Regions from separate parts of the Homo sapiens genome. Here region 2 is linked to region 1. Evidence: chromatin loops called from intact Hi-C (ENCODE). Cell type or tissue: transverse colon. All regions are shown on one strand. Region 1 overlaps RPN1 (ribophorin I). Region 2 overlaps COPG1 (coat protein complex I subunit gamma 1).

Region 1 (2,500 bases):
TGGTATAGTCACATTCATTCAACATTCAACAAATGTTTAGTGAGCCATGGCGCGCGGCACAATTCTAGGTTCCAGAAAACAGCACTAAGGACAGATAAGGGATCTTGTCCACAGATGCTGACATATAATTAACACTTAAGTAGAAGAATAAATCGTTTCAGAAAGTGGTAGGCGTGGGCCAGACACGGTGGCTCACATCTGTAATTCCAGTACTTTGGAGGCCAAGGCAGGCAGAACACTTGGGCTCAGGAGTTCAAGACCAGCCTGGGCAACATGGCGAAACCCCATCTCTACAAAAAATTAGCCAGGCATGGTGGTGTGCACCTGTGATCCCAGCTACTTGAGGTGGAAGGATCGCTTGAGCCTGGAGGTGGGGCTTGCAGTGAGCAGAGATTGCGCCACTACACTCCAGCATGGGCGACAGAGTGAAACCCTGTCTCAAAAACAAACAACAAAAAAAGTGGTAGGTGCTATGAGGAAATTCACACAGAGTGAGGAGAGGGAATGCCAGGGAGTGGACAGGGGAGTCAGTGACTCTGAGGGGCACCTCTGCGAAAAGGTTACTGTCCTCATTTACAGATAACTCCTTTACATAGCTTGTATCAGGACAGGGTTCTGAATATTTTGCATGCATTAACTCATTTCACACTCAGAACCCCTATGAGGGGCTAACAGCATTCCCATTTTATAGATGAGGAAACTGAGGCACAGAAGTTAGGTGACTTGGCCAGGTTTACAAACTCTGAATCAGAGCCTGGATTCAAACCTATTGATTCTAAAGTCTAGGTTCATTTTACCACAACATAAGCAGCCTGGGACCTAGAACAGTCTGGCCTCCAGGAGAGGATGCAGCTACTCTCAATACTGGCCACAAGGGCACGCAGTGCTGACGAGGCTAGCAGAGCTTCCTCCACACCCAGCTCACACCAGGACCCCAAAAATCCCTTTTTCCTCCACAAGGACTGGCACCACATGAAAAGTTATGGCCAGATGCAGTCTTATCCCACAAGCATGCAGGTAAGCAAGAGAGCTGCCCAGTGTCTGCCCTAGACAAAGCAGTGAGGCATGGAGGGCCCCAAGCCAAGCAACTCTGTGACGCCCGACACTTACTCTGTCGCACAGATCAGAGCCCTCTGTCTTCAGCCTGGACTGCAGCAGTGCAATCTCACTGGTCAAGGCCTTGTGTTCAGTCTCCAGGCTCTTCTTGCCACTGTTGAGGGTGGAGATGTCCCGGGATTGCTTGTACCTATTGACGGTCTCGTCAAAGTGACGGTAAAGGCCTATTCTCTTGTTGACCAGGGTCAAGACCTGCTCTGTGATGCAGGCTACCTTCATCCTGGCTTCTGCGGCTGGATCCTGAAGGAAGGAGAGGCACCATGTGTGACAACATCCAGGCTTGGGTCCACTCTGACCTTATCTCCCAAAGAACATCTGCCACCAGCAGCCATCCAAAAATGAAATGCCACCTTCTTGGAAAGTCAAAGTCAAACCCCTACTGATACCTAATCTGGACCAGGTTCAGCAATGGGCAAAACTAGGGCCATAAAGATGAGCAGACCAGCCGGGCCTGGTGGCTCACGCCTGTAATCCCAGCACTTTGGGAGGCCAAGGTGGGCAGATCACGAGGTCAGGAGTTCAAGACCAGCCTGACCAATATGGTGACATCCCATCTCTACTAAAAATAGAAAAAAAAATTAGCCGGGCATGGTGGCAGGCACCTGTAATCTCAGCTACTCAGGAGGCTGAGGCAGGAGAATCACCTGAACCCAGGAGGCGGAGGTTGCAGTGAGCCGAGATCGCACCACTGCACTCCAGCCTGGGCGACAGAGCGAAACTCCATCTCAAAAAAAAAAAAAAAAAGATGAAGCAGACATTTCACTTCACAGTCCAGTAAGGCAGACAGATAGATGTGAACAAGGATGATAATGTCAGTGTGCCCTGCATATATATTACAGCAGTCTTGCCCATTTAATCAGCAGGAAACATTAGATAAACCAAAATTAAGGGACATTCTATAAAACTGGTCTCTACAACACCACAAATGTCAAGGTTATTAAACACAAAGAAAGGACCAGGAATGGTGGGTCACACCTATAATCCCCACACTTTGGGCAGCTGAGGCAGGAGGATCACTTGAGGTCAGGCGTTCAAGACCAGCCTGGGTAACATAATGAGACTCCGTCTCTACAAAAAAATATTTTGGCCAGGTGCAGTGGCTCACACCTGTAATCCCAACATTGTAGAAGGCCGAGGCAGGCAGATTGCTTGAGTCCAGGAGTTCGAGACCAGCCTAGCCAACATGGCAAAACCCCATCTCTAATAAAAATACAGAAAATTAGCCGGGCATGGTGGTGCATGCTTGTAGTCCCAGCTACTCAGGGAGCTGAGATGGTAGGATCTCTTTAGCCCAGGAGGTCGAGGCTGCAGTGAGCCCTGATCGTGCCACTGCACTCCAGCCTGGGTAACAGAGTGAGACTCTGTCTCGAGAAAAAAAACATTT
Region 2 (2,500 bases), 650 kb after region 1:
GACCTCATCATCTGCCCGCCTCGGCCTCCCAAAAGTGCTGGGATTACAGGCGTGAGCCACCGTGCTCGGCCATGGTTCTTAACCCCTATAATTTTTTAAGTATTTTTTTAATTGAGACGGGGTCTTGCTATGTTGTCCAGGCTGGTCACGAACTCCTGGGCTCAAGCTATCCTCCTGCCTCAGTCTCTGAAAGTGCTGGGATTACAGAGCCACTGTGCCTTGCCTTAAGTGATTTTTTTTTTAACTTTCACTGTATGTTGATGTTTAGCTAAAAAACAAAAAGCTTTGTTGAGATATAATTCACATGCCATAAAATTCACCCATTTATATAAAGTTTACAATTCAGTGAGCAACCTTCCTATTCTTTATTTTTAATTTCTTTTCATGCCCCCACTGGACAGATTTTCTTCTTTCAGCAATAAATGATCTTTAAGTAATTGTTCCCTTTCTCATTTTTATTATTCTGAGCCTTAACTGCAAATTGACGCCATTTGGATATGGAAGGTGAGGAGCTTTACATTATAGCCAGCTTCTGTGACCTCATCATGGTTAATTTGAAATTAGCTCCTGGAACCTTAGAATGGGAGCTACTAATCCCATCTGGCGCCCTTCTCCATTAAATAGATAAGGAAGTTGAGGCCTGGGATGGTGCCAAGATCCACCCAAAGCCACTCACTCTGTTGGTAGTGACTTTGGGCCTCCTGGCTTGAGACTTCTTGCCTCTGGGGCTCTTCTGCCTGAAGACCCATTCTGAGTGCTGGAAGTGCCCAAACAGTGAGTTGTCAGGGTGCATTGGGTAAATCACATTCGCTTCCTAAACACAGGTGCTGTGAGTGCTCTGGCGAAGTTTGGAGCCCAGAATGAAGAGATGTTACCCAGTATCTTGGTGTTGCTGAAGAGGTGAGTCTAGGCCCAGGGGCCCTAATGGGGACAGTGTTCCCTTGGACCCAAGCAGCTTTCCTTTGTCTTTATTTTTTTTTAACTGAAAAGGGAGAGAAAAGTTATACAGCTACTGATTGTAGAAAAAAAAGAGAAAGCATAGAAAAGCATGAAAAACAATGCTGTGCAAATTGCACCAACCAGATGTGACAATTGGTAACTTGAATTATTTTGTCCATTTTTTAAAAATAGCTCTATTGAAGCCGGGCATAGTGGCTCCCGCCTGTAATCCCAGCACTTTGGGAGGCCAAGGCGGGCGGATCACAAGGTCAGGAGATTGAGACCGTCCTGGCTAACACGCTGAAACCCCGTCTCTACTACAAATATAAAAAATTAGCCAGGTGTGGTGGCGGGTGCCTGTAGTCCCAGCTACTTGGGAGGCTGAGGCAGGAGAATGGTGTGAACCTGGGAGATGGAGCTTGCAGTGAGCCGAGATCATGCCCCGCATTCCAGCCTGGGTGACAGAGCGAGACTCCAGCTCAAAAAAAAAATAGCTCTATTGAGATATAATTCACATACCATACAATTTACCCATTTAAGATGTGTAGTTTGATGGGTTTTAGCATATTCACAGAGTGATGGAACCATCACCACAACCTGAGTTTAAAACATTTCATCACCCCAAAGGGAACTCAGTGTTCATGAGTGTGGCCTCTCCTCACTCCCTCCACCCTCCGCCTGGGGCCACCACTAGTCTACTTGTTATCCCTATGGACTTACCTCTAATGAAGCCATGCAGGATCCCTCCTGCCATCCCTGCTGGGTCCCAGTCAGGACCACCTTGTGTCCTGGCTGCAGGTGTGTGATGGATGATGACAATGAAGTAAGGGACCGAGCCACCTTCTACCTAAATGTCCTGGAGCAGAAGCAGAAGGCCCTTAATGCAGGCTATATCCTAAATGGTGAGTCATTCCCTGGCTATCTTGGACTCAGCACCTTACTGGAGCTGTGGTTCTCATCACTCCCTGGGCAGGGGAAATCAGAGGCAAGATGCTCTTGGCTGGACTTGCCTGGCAACCTCATGGCATCATGGTGACCTCAGGAGGTCCCGGGTCATTCAGGTCACACCTGAATTGGGTGGAAATTGTCCAGTGAATTGAAACGCTCATCATTAATAAAAACTTTATTTTTACAGTACTTTACCCTTTACAAGTCACTTTGTATATATGTTTATTCCCCACACCTACCCTGTAAGGGAGGATGTGTCTGAGAATGCAGAGGCTTAGAGAATAAAGTGATTTTCTCAGGGTCATACTACTTAGGACTTGTAACTTCGGGACCCCAGGGCCTCCATGGTGGTCCCTGGTGCACATTTTGCTCTATCTGCCAGGCATGGTGACCTCTCTTCACCTCCAGGTCTGACTGTGTCCATCCCTGGTCTGGAGAGGGCTCTGCAGCAGTACACTCTAGAACCATCAGAAAAACCTTTTGACCTCAAGTCTGTGCCCCTGGCCACGGCGCCCATGGCAGAGCAGAGAACAGGTAACACTTATACTCCTCCCAGAGGCCATCAAGGCCAGGCCTCTGTTGGAGGGTCTGCATTGGCTGCAAAGCCACTAAC

The links. Hi-C counts contacts between places; a loop is a spot of excess contacts. Peaks named below come from ENCODE experiments on the same cell type or tissue, not always from the same donor. Only the 100,000 strongest peaks of a DNase experiment are listed, where the experiment ranks them.
Region 2: it touches region 1 in a loop (13-fold over the local background); 2 of 110 quality-filtered maps call a loop at or near these places.

The regions. Positions count from the first base shown.
Region 1 is chr3:128,621,054-128,623,553 of GRCh38, forward strand. It overlaps RPN1 (ribophorin I), which reads right to left. Exons shown (of 10, transcript NM_002950.4): 9 at 1,111-1,356. Among named protein-coding and RNA genes, the nearest start is that of RPN1, 29 kb to the right of the region's middle. In transverse colon, no CTCF peak of the experiment used is centred here; no DNase peak of the experiment used is centred here; H3K27ac peaks cover 227 bases.
Region 2 is chr3:129,266,200-129,268,699 of GRCh38, forward strand. COPG1 (coat protein complex I subunit gamma 1) reads left to right here. Exons shown (of 24, transcript NM_016128.4): 15 at 825-900; 16 at 1,738-1,841; 17 at 2,296-2,421. Among named protein-coding and RNA genes, the nearest start is that of MIR6826, 4.7 kb to the right of the region's middle. In transverse colon, no CTCF peak of the experiment used is centred here; no DNase peak of the experiment used is centred here.